Linked DNA regions of Homo sapiens: region 2 is linked to region 1. A link is an interaction called in ENCODE POLR2A ChIA-PET data of the cell type or tissue named here. Cell type or tissue: HepG2. All regions are shown on one strand.

Region 1 (8,000 bases):
GGGAACACAGTACAGCAAGAGAAAGCAGGAGCAGGCAAACAGATCAGGAAGGAAGGAGGCAAACAGCGTTCACAGAAGACAAAATCATCTATGTAGAAATGCCAGGCAATCTACAAAAAAGCCACCAGAACCACCAAGTCAGTCAGGTTAGCAAGAGGGAAGCTTTCGGGGTGTTTTAGGTCATAATGGTGGGGATTACACAACTGTACATTTGTAAGATTCATCAAAGTGTACTCTTAGGGTAAATTTCATTGTATGTAAATTATGCCACCAAAAAAAAACTGGCCAAAAAGGGAAACAAACACCTTATTACTCCTGAACTCACAGGCTGTTGCCTCAGCCTCTCCTCCCCATGCAAACAAAACACTGTACTTAAACCAGTGCTATGGTTTTCCATCTCCAGGGAGACCTGTACACCAGAAAAGACCCTTGAGAAAGACATTTCCAGTAAGACAAGGGATGGAGCAGCCCCCATGGGAAGGTGGATGAAAGTGATCTGGATTCTGCACAGGCTGGTAAGACAATGCTTTTTCAAGCGGATGTGGCTGTAGCTCAGCAAAGCTGTGGACAATTTGTTTACAAAAGCCTGGAGTATTGTCAAATATCAAGCGGTTCCCCTAAGTCCAGCTCTCTGGTGTTACAGATGGGGAAACTGAGGCTCCAGAAAGAGGAACTAAGTTGCCCAAGATATAACATAAGAGTGTCTACCAAAGACTAGAGGAGCTGAGGTTTTAAAAACAGAACAAATACAAGGAACCAGCATACAATCTAAACCTGTCATCTGTGTGCACCATCAATAAGCTCATCCGTGTGAAGATCAGTAGGTAGCGGGTCAGCTAACAGTGTTAGTAAGTGCTCACCCTAAATTCAAACCCCAGCAGTCGGAGGCCAGAGCCATGGCTCCTCCCACACACTGACCACCTCCCTGTGGAAGAGGGAAACCCCAGTCCACACATGTGAGACACGCCAGCCCACGGATCCACACACTGGAGCCACAGGTCAGACACAGAATGCCACTCACCTCTAACATCTTTACCTCACCTCAGGGCTCTTCTGAATTGGGACAGAGATCATACTCTCAAAATCATGGGAAGAGATGGGATCATCTCACTGGTTTTCCTCAAGACAACTGCTCTGCAAATCAAAAGAAGAAACATGGGCACCTACTGTATACAATGTACTCCACCAGGTGAGCAAGAAAAGACTCAGTCTCCTGGTCGCTCAGAATCTAGCCTTCAACCAGAGCAGGCCAGGCACGGTGGCTCATGCCTGTAATCCCAGCACTTTGAGGGGCCGAGGCAGGAGGATCTCTTGAGCCCAGGAGTTTGAGACCAGCCTGGGCAACATACTGAGACCCTCATCTCTACAAAAAATAAAAATAAAAGTAATTAGCCAGGCATGGTGGCATGTACCTGTAGTCCCAGCTACTTGGGAGGCTAAGATGGGAAGATTGCTGGAGCCTAGGAGGTCGAGGCTGCAGCGAGCTGAGATCATGCCACTGCATCCCAGCCTGGGCAACAAAGCAAGAATCTGTCAAAAAAAAAAAAAAAAAGACCAAAAGACCCAGTGGGTGCTTCCTAAATTTCAGAAAATAGGCAGAACCATCTTAATCTTTTCAAAGGTATCAATTATGTTTTCATCTAAAAGTCACAATGTAAATGAGAAATGTCCTAATCCAGCCTCAGGAGTTGAGGCCCTGTTAAACTTTTCCATTTTCACTTTTTGAAAAGCAAAAGTCAGAAAGCAACATTAACCATCAAAATGTGTACAAAACAGGGCTTTTTTTTTTAACTCTCTTTTTTTAAAAAAGCTTCCACTCACTCAAGCCAGAAACCAGTGTTTTCCTGGATTCCCAGCCCGCACAGCCAAGAGGTCAGAGACTTGTCCCTCTTGCCTATTTCTCCAAGCTGTTCCTGCCTTCCCCTCCCCTTGGCCATGGCCTCAACTTGGACCTCGTCCTGCCTTCACTAGCCCCTGCCTGGTCCGCCTGCCCGTCTCCGTACCCCAGCCCTGCCTGGTACCCACACCAGCCTCGGGGGGGATCTTTCTGACACTCAGATATTGCCCTGTCCTTGTCCCATTCACTCAAAAAAGAAACCTGAAGTAGACAACACACAGCACCTTTGCTCCAACACAGGAAAGGAGAAAGAGAAAGAAAAGCAAGAAAAAAAAAATTTAACTGTGCTGACAAATAATTATAGTTCCAAATTTAAAGGCAGGATCTTTAAAAAACAAAAAAGTAAAATGCACTGTCTGTGTCTCTCATACATACACACAACCACCTACACATACATACATACAATAACAGATAACAGTTGCTTTTAATTTTTTAAATTTTATCAAGTTTTTATTTCCCTTTGCCTCTCCGGTAAAAAATCCTCTTTAGACATTAAGAATGTTTATACAGACAATTATAAAACTAAATTAAGTTCAAGCTCTTTACATCAGTACAGAGACAATTTTAATTTTATTAATCTTCATAAAAGTAAGATATCAAAATATACACCCTAAAAAGTTCATCTGGCATACTGCACAACACAGGTTAAAAAACAGAAAAAAATAATACAGGCAAGGATAAGAATATGTCAGGAATATAAGAGGATCAGCATTTCAATCTAACTCTTTGAAGATGTCGACGAACTTAATATATTCAAGTGGCCCGAAATGATCTTTACTTCGTGGCACTTGATTACCTACAAGCCTCTGCTTATGAAACATCCAGGTCAACTTCATACTGCAAAACTTACAGAGAGACTCAGGCCCACCAAGAGCAGGAAACAGGGGCCCCAAAGCAGTCCAGGTGCCAAGGACATCCCTTTGTCCCTCCCTGACCGGCCCTCCAAGTCCACCATCACCTGAAGCCTTTTGACCCAGCGTTTCTCAACATCAGGCCCGGACACACTTGGGACAAGGTACTTCTTTGTGGTGGGTGCAGTCCTGGGCACTGTGGGATGTGTAGTAGCATCCTGGCCTCCACCCACCAGATGCCACCAGCACCCCAGTCCCCAGTCCTGGCAGATCAAACATGACTCCGGACCTTGCCAGAAGTCCCCTGGGAGGCTAAACTGCCAGGTGGAGCAGCTCCATCTGCCTAAGCCCACTGCCCTTGCCATTCATGGGAAGGCATTGCCGGCTGCATCCACCAACCAAGTTCTCCGAGTTCTACCCTCAGGGTTCAGACATCTAAAACAACAGCAGCCTGACCACTTCTTACATGTTCCCATCACAGCTGCCAGGCCATGCGGCTCACTCTGCCCTACCCAGCCCGACACCTCAGCTGTCAGCCACTCCTGGCCCCGAGACGTGGTCTGAACTCCCCTGCCTCCCGCACGCTACCACAGCAGCTCACGTGCCCCAGCTCCAGTTCTCCCTCCTCCATTTCTCTTTACTTCACTCCCTTCACTCCCTAATGTACTGGGCTTTCCAATCAGCCCACCAAGGAGCCTCCGGCCATACAAGACAGAACTGCTGCAGGATGATTTACACATCCGGCCTCTGCTGGAATGAACAACATCTGAACTCTGCGAGTGAAATAACAGCAAGCCATGAGGAAAATCAGAGCCCTGGAAAGGGAAGGGCTGGGGTGCCACCCACCAGGGCTGGGTCCTGAGAGGCAAGGCTGCCTTGGCTACCTCTTAAAAAGAAAACAACTCTGCCCGGGGCAGCTGGCACAAGCTCCATCCCTGCCACACTGGTGCACAGGACGACCAGCCATCTGTGTGGTCCAAAAGGTCATCTAACTCATCAGGTTCAAAACTACAGGCCCCATCTCTAACTCGATTAATTCTACCATTAGTCACTCTGTAGCCACACACAGATCCCCGCCTACAACAGGACAGGAAAAGCTCCAGTTGGCATATGTCGGGCGGGGACAGTGAAACACGGCACTTGGAGAAATTCAGCTCGTCTGGAGACACAGGTGAGAGGCAGAGCAAGCAGAAGGCTGGGCCGTCTACTCCTTGCACCAGTCATCATTAGGAGTCAACTCCATGCCATTCTCAAATTCCTCTCTTATCACTTCCCCAAACAGGATGTGTTCAATTGGTGAGTCATGAAAAATAGGGTATTTCTAGAAATCCACTGGAAGGAAGGTGTGGGAGAACATTTCTAAAGAGTGAGAACAAAGAGACAATATGCAAAGCCACTGAAGCATTCGCAAGGCCGGAAGTGGGCTCCAGGCTGGGCCCCTGTGCATCGGCCCCAGAGTGGCTGACCAGACTTTATTCCACCTGCCCCCAGCTCAATTCAACAGTCCAACCAACTGAACCCTGAGTAAATCCATCTTCCTTCACCTTGGCTCTACCTACTCATTTTAACTGATTAGAAACAGCCCAGCTTCTGGATCCACACAATGGGGATAGTGCCCACTTCCCCAGGTGGCTGTGAAGTCCCAGATGTCCCATCTGTCCCCTCCCTGGTCTTTCATGACAATGTCCCAGCTGCCCCAGCAGGAAGTGATCTCTCCCTGCTTCTGAGCTCCTCCTATTATCAAGGCCCCTGCAAGGCCACGCGCCGCCATTACCTTGTTCTGGTGCAATCTGTGTGCTGTCTCCTCTCCCTCCACTAGCCAGAGCCCCAGCCATGCGACAGGCTCTGGCTAAATGTTCTCCCCGGGTTTTCTCACTGAATTCTCACACCAGCCTGTCTCTAGGCAGTCTGGTTATTGCTGCCTCCCATTTTACAGTTTAGGAAGCTCAAGCTTAGGAAGCTGAGAGGCAGCACAAATAGCGTCAAGAAGAAAAATGAACTCGAGCCAGAGTGCCCAGGCTTTGTGACTTCTCTGCTCAGTGACCCAGGGAACATTGCTTCACCTCTGTGAACCACTCCCCTCTTCCTTTTTTTTTTTTTTTTTTTTTGAGACATAGCTTCGCTCTGTCACCCAGGCTGGAGTGCAGTGGTGCGATCTTGACTCACTGCAACCTCCGCCTCCCGGGTTCAAGCAATTCTCATGCCTCAGCCTCCCGAGTAGCTGGGATTACAGGTGCCTGTCACCACGACCAGCTAATTTTTATATTTTTAGTAAAGATGGGGTTTCACCGTGTTGGCCAAGCTGGTCTCAAACTCCTGACCTCAGGTGATCCACCCACCCCAGCCTCCCAAAGTGCTGGGATTACAGGCGTGAGCCACCATGCCCAGCCCACTCCCCTCTTCTTTAAACATGGGGATGATGACAGTACCTAGCCACAGGGTTGTTGTAAGGATTAAATCCATTTAACATGTGTTAAGCACTTACTGCCTGGCACACAGTAAGTGCAATATAAGTGTTTGTTAAACACAAATGAGTAAATGAGCATATTTGCCCATGGCCACACAGGTATCAATTAGCAAAACCTATATCTGAGTCCAGGTCCAGCTGGCTTCAAAGCAGATGCTCTAATCACTACATAGGCTAAGCTATAACGAGAGGTCCTGAAGGGAATGAACCATTTCTTATCCATCTCTGCATTTCCTGCAAAGTGTATTGGTCCCAAGCCACCATACAACTTTTGTAAGTGTTACTTAAAAAGTAAAATCTGAAGAATTTACAAAAAGCTTTCTCTGAAAAGAGATTATAAAACACTAAAGAACTACCAGAGCCCATAAAGGAAAATAGCACAAAAAGCATAAAGGCCTCTCATCAAGGTAACCTTCTCATCTGGACCTTCCATTCTGAGGATGTTTATTCTGGAGACCTCAACATAGTACGGCTTCGCAATTCCTTCACTATCTGATAGACTCTTCAAAGTCCCGGCATAATACCAGCCTTCATTATAATTGTCACACAGACATCGATCACTATCACCAAAGCAACCACCAGGGTTAACCTCCCAGCCCTCCTGGACAGTAATTAGATGACTCAAACTGTCTCAAAGCCGTATCTCTGTATCTCTCTACCACAAAACTACTTTGGTCCCACTGAGCAAAAAAAACACAGAGCACAGACTGGCAGCATTCTCCATTCCTAAGAGGCAGCAATTTGGAAATAATAAAGGAAATCCTTGGATTCCTGCTGGCAATAGATACAGAACAAAACTGCAGCTGGGAACACGTCTAACGTGGAATTCCTTCTTCCAGAAGGGCAAGGCAGCCCCTCTGTACAAGGGCACAAACATATTTTTACTTTTTTAAGGATTTACACTCACTAATTCAACTTTCGAACCATTACCCTCTAAGAATCAAGTCCCCATGGCCAGAGAAACAAGCTTTCTATGAACCAATGACACCAGAGCTCCGGCAACAGCATGTCTCACTCCCTGCAATCTAAGCTGTAGTTGCCTGTCAGTTTTATTCATTCAACAAACACATATTAAACATATATGATGTGTCCAGTGCAATTCTGGGTGCTGAGGATGCATCACTAAGTAAGAGTCAAAAATCCCTGCCCCCAGGAAGCTTATGATCTAATGGGGAGAAGGGGAGATAGAAAATAAATTAAAAATATGACAAGTTATGTGCTAAGTGAGGTGGTTAAACAAATCAGACAAGTTCTCTGCACTTCCAAGATCATAGTTTGTCAAAGACAGACAGTAAATAACAGATACAGACAGTATAATGTGGACAGTCAGCTGCGAAAGGGGTACGGGGGCACAAAGCCAGCAGAGGAGGGCCCTCTAATGTGGCCTCCAAGGAAGGGGCACTGGGCTGAACTTCACAGAACAGGCAGGGAGATACGAAGAGCAGGGCGACTCTACAAACAGAGGGACCACCTGTGTAAAAGGATCGGGCGCAGGGCAGTGAGGCGTGTTGACACAGAGGACAGGCATGGATGAGATGGGGTGGGAGGGAGGCAGGGGCCAGGTCAACAAAGGAGAAGGACCCAGAGTCTGGTTACTTTCCAAAAGGTCAGGGAAGCCACCAACGTGTCTTCAGCTGAGAAGCTAAAGAGCAAATCTTTAAGACAATCACCATGACCTCAGTGGGAGCAGAGGCTGTTGAATGCTCTGGCTGACAAATGACAGGGGCACCCACTGCAGCTGGAGGAATGGAGAGAAGGGGCCAGATCAAGAGAGATGGAAGCAGGAGCTTCACTCACAGGACAAGATGGGCAACTGGAGCAAGCCAGGCAGACTTATGGTTGCCACTTCCCAAAGTGTCCGCTGGGTCAAGTGGGTGGGAGGGGCACAGCCCAGCTCTCAGTCCTCACCTGCTGCAGGGAAGGGCCAGGCTGCCAGGTGACAGAGCTAAAACCTCAAGGATGGCATGCGAGACGGCACAGAGAGGAGAGTCTCCAAAGGAAGGCATGGCACAAGGGCTCCAACTAGCAGAAGGACCATGGGAACACAGCATGCAGATGCCAGGGACACCCAAGGGCCAGGCAGACAGACAGGCCCGCTGCTGTGCAGGAGTCTATGAGCAAGAACAGGGCCCTCTGACAGGAGGAAGAACAGGCAGGCGCAGGCTAGGGGTGTGGCGGCACCCGGGCATCTCAATGGGCATGCACACACAACAGAGCTGGCCTCCGGGAGGTGGCAGCTATGTAACATGACCAGCGACTGCTCACTGGCATCTCAGCGAACGGGTAGCAGGTACCGAGTCATGACGCAAACCCAAGTCTGTCAAAGCCCAGGCTGTTGCCTCCATACCAGATGCTAAAACTGGGTCTTAAAGTTAGATGTGACCTGACTTAAGCCCTAGAGCAAGTTCCTCCTGGCTGAGGTCAGAGGCAAGCTTGGCTGGGGAGAGGAAGAGGGCAGAGCCTGAAAACCTGGTGAGGAGTCAAGGAAACTGTCACCTGCTCCCTGGAGGTGACAAGGTCCTGGCTACAGGAGGGAGTGAAGGGAAAGGATTCACCCCAGCAAACCCTTCCAGCAGAGAGAAACACCCAGCCACTGCCTTTCCCCCATCCATCCTGCTGGCAGGAAGCACAAATTCCTCTTGCCCAGGCTGGCATAAGAAGAAAAAGGAAGGAAGTGGCCTGGGGAAAGTGACCGACATAGAACCGCAAAGCAGCCGAGCCTGGGCAGCATCTCCCCGCCAGAAACAGGCAGGGGTTTGTGCTGCCAGGAAGCAAGAAGCTGGAC
Region 2 (8,000 bases), 130 kb before region 1:
AGTCTAAGGCGAGCCGGACACCCACTGCCCGAACCCATGGGTCTCCCTGTCCACCTCTTCTCGAAGACTAGTGTGACATGGCCACTGACACTCTGATAAGATGGGCAAGAACATTCCCTGTTGTCAGCTCTGCACCAGTAGACACAAAAGCTTCTCCGCTGGCCAGGCACGGTGCCTCACGCCTGTAATCCCAGCACTTTGGGAGGCTGCAGCGAGTGGATCACCTGAGGTCAGGAGTTCGAGTCCAGCCTGGCCAACATGGTGAAACTCTGTCTCTACTAAAAATATAAAAATTAGCCAGGCGTGGTGGCATGTGCCTATAATCCCAGCTACTTGGGAGGCTGAGGCAGAAGAATCGCTTGAACCTGGGAGGCAGAGGTTGCAGTGAGCCGAGATCGTGCCACTGCACTCCAGCCTGGGTAACAAGAGTGAAACTCCGTCTCCCAGAAAAAAAAAAAAAAGCTTCTCCGTCAAGTTGTGTATCAACAATAACACAAACACAAACATTTTTTGAAGGAAGTAACACATTCCACATTTGCAAGGAGGCAAGGACGTTGGCAAGAAGGACGCTACATAATCACATATCTACCACAACCAGCCATCTCGGTGGCTCAGGATTATGCAGAGAGACCAAGACGGGGAAGTGACTCAACAGAACAGACAGCACAGGTGAAAAGTCCAGGGTCTTCCACCCACCAGTGGCGAGTGAGGCTCTCTACATACCCGCTGCACACACGCACAGCATCTGCGAAACCTGCCTGCTTTTGGCTTCTTCCTAAAAAAATTTCTATTTGGTCACCCAAAAGGTTAAAGTGACTAAGAAAACCCAACATAGGCTGATTTATTCCCTAAAGAAGCAACGATGGATGCACCCAAAACTTCTTATTCCCCTGCCTCCCGGGGCTCGGGCAAAGGCAAACCTTTACTCAGCAAATGAGAATAGCCAGTCCCATACTTACATGTCGCTGCCTGGGTTGGGTTTGACTGAGTCCTCAGCTGGTAGGCAACATTCCATGATCTCATTAAAGCCTGCATTCCCAATATTCTTGGCGAGCTGCAAAAATGAAAGTCTATTTCAGGATACTCAATTATTAATACATTCTACTGCTACACATTACCCATCCCCATCTGATGATTTATTTAATGGCCACTAAGAAATAGAGCAATAAAGTGGTTTGCCTTTAATGAAGATGGACAAAACCCAAAGCCCAAAGGTACCCATAAAATTAAAGATAAGAAGCGGCATGCCTATTACAGAGACGCATTGTCATAAAACGCGCTCTGGATAGAGTACAGACAGAGACAGGGAGAACCAGTAACTTGGTCCAATGTGAATTTCCATCCTTACCCACTCCTCCCAATGACCTGTGCCTCAACCAAAGTGAATCTATTTCACATCCTCAAACAACCTTTACTTATGCCAGCTATGAGGTAGTTCTGGTAGAGTGAAGCGGCACTGAGCCAGGAAAGCTAAGACTCAGGTTCAAATCACAGCTCCATTACCGGCTGTGTGACCACAGGCAAGTCAGTTTCCCTGAGCGGCAGAGTTTTCATCAGTAAAATGGGATGATACCTATACTTCTGGGTTGATAAAATTTAGGTGAAAACAGTAAACTGAAACACTAAAAATGTAATATATTAGCTCCAGATGTAAGGTCTTTACTTGCCAATCAATCTTCTGACATGTTAAACATTAAATTAACACATTCTTTTTTTTGAGACAGTGTCTTGCTCTGTTGCCCAGGCCGAAGTGCAGTGGCATGATCATGGCTTAATGCAACCTTGCCCTCCCCAGGCTCAGGTGACCCTCCTACCTCAGGTTCCCAAGCAGCGGGGACTATAGGCACACGCCACCACGCCCAGCTGATTTTTGTATTGTTTGTAGAGATGGGGTTTCACCATGTTGCCCAGGCTGGTCTCGAACTCCTGGGCTCATGCAATCCGGCCACCTCAGCCTCCCAAAGTGCTGGGATTACAGGCGTGAGCCGCTGCGCCTGGCCAGGTCAGATTCTTAAACGTTTAATGAAATAATACCAAAAGGGAGCACCAAGCTCAGTGCTTTGAGAAAACATATTTTCATTTCCATGTTCTGCTGGGGAGTCAGTGACGCTTGTGATATTTCTGCTCTCTATTGATTATGCAGGCAGGCCAGGCATGGTGGCTCACACCTGTATTCCTACCACTTTGGGAGGCCGAGGCGGGTGGATCGGCTGAGCTCAGGAGTTCGAGACTAGCCTGGGCAACAAGGTGAAACCCCATCTCTACTAAAATACAAAAGAAATTAGCCAGGCATGGCGGCGTGCACCTGTAGTCCCAGCTACTCAGGAGGCTGAGACAGGAGAATTGCTTGAATCCAGGAGGTGAAGATTGCAGTGAGCCGAGATCACACCACTGGACTCCAGCCTGGGCGACAGAGTGAGACTCCATCTCTACAAAAAAAAAAAAAAAAAATTATGCAGGCAAAGGAGTTAACAAACATGCTTTGGGAGAGGCTGCTGCAGCCTGAAATCGGGTCTATCTCTTGTAGGGAACTGACTGAAGGAGAGCCCAAGAGGTCTGGGTTAGATACACTGGAACTTCCTGGCGGCAAATAACATCAAACGGTGAAATGGGCTAGTGGGCTAGTGGAGGATGCAGACGCAATTTTTTAAAAACAGAAGAATTATGTGGGGTAGCCTAATAGCTGGATGATGAGCTTTCCTAATTCAACCCGGCCCTTGACACGTGGAAAAAGCTTTTTCTAGGCGGCCCAAAGCATAAAACATTAACCAACTCCACCTCCTTGCTCAGTCCTGGCTCTGGGACCTCAAGCCATCAGTCAGGAGGCAAAAGCCTAGAGGCTGCGTTGCAATTTTCCCAGGGACAACAGAATGGTCAGGTGGCACACCACTTAAGGTGACAGGTACCTATGCACCAGGAAGCTAATGCCCTGTGAAGGGTTTCTCAGGCAGCTGGTGTCAGATCCAGGACTGAACCCCAATGTCAGAGCGCCTGGTTTATAGCCAGGCAGCATACAATCCAAGCAGGACACTGTCCCCAGGTGAGCACAATGGTTTTCCCAAGTTGAGTGACAAAAATCACTGTGGCCCCCTCTATGAGCCAGGGGCCAACCACCCTGATGCCTCCTAGTTTGTGTTAAGCAGATGGGGGTGGGGAGATGGGAGGAGGAGAATTCCCCAGGAATCGAAGAGCTGCTTCCCTTCTGCTTGGACTTGGCTGGTTAACTGAGAGACAGCTGGTCCAGGGAGCCACCGCATCCATGTGTCACACTCATCCAATGCTAGAGAAACGTGCTACCTTGCAGTTCTGCCAAGTTCCAGTTTACGTTTCAGCCCATAGAGAACCCCTCCAGACCCATCGACAAAAGCAAAGCATTTGCAAATGGAGGCTGCAGGTGCCAGCAGGACAGGCAGGCAGAAACCAAGGGGGCAGGAAGGTGGCTGTCGACCTGAGCCCTGGCATCTCCTGCTTCTCACTGGCACCCAGAAGGAATTTGTGGGCTGCACTGAGGCAGAAATTGAGCCAGACTGGATGGAGGAGAGGAGGGAGTGTTTAAGTTCTGTATCACCCAGGGTAGCTCAGCCCAGTCCGTCGCCCTTCCTGTGGCCTCAGGAGCACACTCTGAGCCCCTCGTCTGTGCTGGGCATGAGGCATGAGGCACCCTCCTGCTCTATGGCAGCTCACTTCAACAAGGTAGCGATGAGTCAATAAGAAGCCCTGGAAAAGAAGTTCATCCTGAACACTATGAGGACAGCGGCACCAGGCCCAGATGAGCAGAGCAGTCCCTTGGCCAGGAGGCCCCTTTTCTTGGCACTCACCATACGGGGGAGTCGTCTGTGTGTGGGCATCTCCCTCCCTGATGGCCACACCCAGGACAGAGACACAGAATCACACACCTGTACGTCCTTAGCACCTACCTGAGCAGGGCCCACTGAGCCAAAATGAAGCTTTAGGTTTTATCTGGACATTGTTTTGAGAGTTTGGGGTGGGGCAGGGAAACCTCCTGTCCTGTTTTCATGTCTCCATGAGGAAGGACAACAATTGCTGTGACATTCTTCTCTGACTCACCCCAGGAGAGAACAGGCAAGTGAGAGAAACCAGACTTCCCTGACCGCTGAGCTCAGGAGACCCCAAGGTCAGCTCCTCCCTGATGTTAACTGGGCCCCTTGGATCCCCGAAGGGTGGAGGGCCTGAAGAGTGCAGTCCAGCTCTAAAGTACAGAGGGTAAAGGCCCAGACAAGGGAAGGGGCTTGACCAAACTGCTGCCTCCAAAGCAAAGAGCACAAAAGGACACTCTGGTGTGCAGGGAAAAAGTTTACATATGATGTCTTTACCTGACCCTTTAAAAGCTCTATTTTTGATGTAGTTTACAAAGTATGTATTTCTTAGTAAGTGTAGGTACATCATATGTAAGTAAGTACATGCTTTGGTGCTCAATTTTTTCTGATAGACTTTGTGGTTTAAAAAATGTTCAGAATCTTGGCTTTAAAAAAAAAGGCTAAAACACAGGCTCTGGAGTCTGATAGTTGGAATGTAAATCCTGCACTGGGTAAGTTTCTTAACCTCTCTGGTCTTTTTTTAAAAATGGAGCTCTCCATTTAGGTTAGATAATACAGTGTACGTAGAACACCTACAACAATGCCTGGAGCATAACAGTTCCTCCGTAAATGACCACTGATAGTCAATTTCCTGTTGCCCTAAGCAATTGCTTTTAGTATCTGGGTGGCACATTTCAGTCCTAGGTGAACTTAGAAGACAGTTGTAAGTCGTTAAGTTCTTCGTCTTTGAGGAGCTTTCCTCTCCACATGCTCTCTTTCAGATCAGACTGTGTGTTGACCCGCTTTAACATTTGACAGCTTATTAACAACCGTATGAGAACAGAAATAGAAGAAAGTCAAGAAACAGAAAGCTGAGTCAGTAAATATTTGGTAATGCTCTTGATGCCTGTTTTTTAATTTGATGTTTTTTTGTTTTGAGACAGGGTCTTACTCTGTCACCCAGGCTGGAGAGCAGTGGCACAATCTCAGTTCACTATAGCCAACCTCCTGGGCTCAGGTGATTCTCCCACCTCAGCCTCCCTGATAGCTAGGACCACAGGCATGTACTACCATACTCAGCTAACTTTTTTTTTTTTGTAGAGATGGGGTTTTGCCATGTGGCCCAGGTTGGTCTTGAACTCATGGGCTCAAGTGATCTGCCTGCCTCAGCCTCCCAAAGTGCTGGAGCTATAGGTGTGAACCACTGCGCCTGGTCTCATAAGATTTTTAAATGACTGACTCAAATTCAATTTCAGAATATCAAGAATTCCTTTATTAACTTCATGTATGATAGTGAAATTGATCATGATAGTAGTACCCTAGTACCAGTGATACTGTTTTTCATATGACCTGAAAAATCAAAGCTGAAATCATGATCTTCTACATTAAGAAGGAAATTTATCTTTTTAAAATCTGTGTTTACCAGAAAGTTTTTCCCAAAGTAGGTTTGCTTTAGAATCTAAAGATATTAAGCTGGTGTGTGCTAAAGTAGTTAAGATGACATGATTCCCCAGAACTAATTAATAATTCAATTATGCAACTTCCATTCCATTGGAAAAGAAGTAATGCTAGGCTGCAGGCGGTTCATGCCTATAATCCCAGCACTTTGGGAAGCCGAGGCTGGAAGACCACTTAAGCCCAGGAATTCCAGATTAGCCTGGCCAATATAGTGAGACCCTGTCTCTATGGAAAAATTTTAAAAAATTAGCTGGGCATGGTGGCACATGCCTATAGTCCCAGCTACCCAGAAGGATTGCATGAGCCTGGGAGGTAGAGGCTGCACTGAACCGAGATGGCACCACTGCACTCCAGCCTGGGCGACAGAGCAAGAACCTGTCAAAAAAAAGAGAAAGAGAAGACCTACAAATGACCAACAGGTATATGTATGAAAAAGTACACAGCATTAATCATACAAATCATCAGGGAAATGCAAATTAAAACCACGATCATCTCACACCTGTTAGAATGGCTTTTATCAAAAAGACAAAAGATAGCAAGTGTTGGCAGGGATGTGGAGAAAAGGGAAGGCTTGCACACTGGGTGGGAATGTAAATTATTATAATACAACCATTATAGAAAATGGTTATGGAGGTTCCTCGAAAAACTAGAACCACCATATAACCCACTTCTGGGTATTTACCCAAAAGATCTGAAATCAGTTTGTTGAAGACACGTCTTCACCATCTTGTTTACTGCAGCACTATTCACAATAGTCGAGATAGGGAATCAACCTAAATGCCACCAATGGACGAATGGATTTTAAAAATGTGGTATATATACATAATGGAATACTATTCGACCTGAAAAAAAGGACATTCTGTCATTTGTGACAACATGGATGAACCTGAAGGACATTATACTAAGTGAAATAAGCCAGGCAAAGAAAGACAAATCCTGCAAGATCTCATTTATATGCAAAATCTAAAAAAGCTGAACTCATAGAAGTAGAGAGCAGAACTATGGTTACCAGGGGTTGGGGGTGGGCATGTTGGTCAAAGCATGCAAAATTTCAGTTAGGATGAATAAAGTCTAGGGATCTAGTGTACAACACAGTGACTCTACTTAATAATAACGTACTGTATACTTAAAAATTTTGTTTTGAGACAGTCTCACTCTGTTGCCCAGGCTGGAGTGCAGTGGCAAGATCACAGTTCACTGTAGCCTCAACTTCCTGGGTGCTCAGGTGATCCTCCTGCCTCAGCCTCCCAAGTAGCTGGGACCACAGGTACTTGCCACCACTCCCAGCTAGTTTTAAAAAATTATTTGTAGAGATGGAGGTCTCCCTATGTTGGTCAGGCTGGTCTTGAACTCCCAGACTCAAACAATCTTCTCACCTCAGCCTCCCAAAGTACTGGGATTACAGGCGCCGGCCACCACACCAGGCTCAAGAGAGTAGATTTTAAGTGTTCTCACCACAAAACATAAGCATGTGAGGTGACAGATATGTTAACTAGCTTGATTTAGTCACACCCAATGTATACAACATACTAAAACATCATGTTGTACACTATAAATACATGCAATAAAAAATTAATTAAAAAAATAAAATCCTTTGCTGTCACAGCATGTCACCCTGAAACAGAGGCTGTTCTATTTACCCAAAAGAGGAGAGATGCTACTCCTGTGAGAGAACCTGTCCAGGCTGCACCCACCACTCTCCTTTCACAAGGCACCAAGGGGCCTAATGAACACTCACTATACAATAAAACATACTTCAATAAGCAAGTCAGCCGAGGCCCTGCATGGCATGCAACTCTGAATTGGAAAGGTTCGTAAGAACAGACAACCAGACAGACCATGCATGGCCTCCCTGGGGGTTCACATGCTAGCACATGGGGACCATTTTTCTGAAAGGATTTTGTTAAAGGAGATAACAATGATAACTAATACTTTATGGTTCTTAACGGTGTGTCAGACATAATTCTAAATACACACACACACACACACACACACACACACACACACACGCAGAGAAAGAGATAAGATAAAGAGGTAAAAAGACTTCAGGAAATCCTTCATCCCAGTACCTGATTGTCTAAGCAAAATAAAACAATCTGGATACTTTTAAAAGGCTTGAGGCCAAGCGCAGTGGCTCACACCTGTAATCCCAGCATTTTGGGAGGCCAAAGCAGGAGGATCACTTGGGTCCAGGAGTTCGAGACCAGCCTGGACATGGCGAAAGACCATCTCTACCAAAAATGCAAAACTTAGCCAGGCGTGGTAGCACTTGCCTGTAGTCTCAGCTACTGAGGAGGCTGAGGTGGGAGGATTGCTTGAACCCAGGAGGCAGAGGTTGCAGTGAGCTAAGATTGTGCTACTGGACTCCAGCCTGGGTCATGGAGTGAGACCCTGTCAAAAAAAGAAAAGGAAAAGGAAAAGAAAAGAAAGGAAGGAAAGAAAGAAAGAAAAAAGAAAAGAAAAGAAAGAAAGAAGCCTTGAAATTTCCAAGCTTTGCCAATGAAT

The links. Peaks named below come from ENCODE experiments on the same cell type or tissue, not always from the same donor. Only the 100,000 strongest peaks of a DNase experiment are listed, where the experiment ranks them.
Region 2: POLR2A ChIA-PET joins it to region 1 with 7 read pairs; 4 of 35 experiments call an interaction of 5 or more read pairs at or near these places.

What each region holds. Positions count from the first base shown.
Region 1 is chr2:9,230,967-9,238,966 of GRCh38, reverse strand. All of the region lies in intron 1 of ASAP2 (ArfGAP with SH3 domain, ankyrin repeat and PH domain 2), which reads right to left. Among named protein-coding and RNA genes, the nearest start is that of ASAP2, 28 kb to the right of the region's middle. RefSeq lists enhancers at 3,680-4,305, 3,373-4,572, 6,787-7,341, 7,342-7,898. In HepG2, no CTCF peak of the experiment used is centred here; DNase peaks (open chromatin) are centred at 4,056, 4,476, 5,806 and 6,774; H3K4me3 peaks cover 2,534 bases.
Region 2 is chr2:9,361,479-9,369,478 of GRCh38, reverse strand. It overlaps ASAP2 (ArfGAP with SH3 domain, ankyrin repeat and PH domain 2), which reads right to left. Exons shown (of 28, transcript NM_003887.3): 16 at 960-1,054. Among named protein-coding and RNA genes, the nearest start is that of ITGB1BP1, 58 kb to the left of the region's middle. RefSeq lists an enhancer at 4,005-4,299. In HepG2, no CTCF peak of the experiment used is centred here; a DNase peak (open chromatin) is centred at 4,138.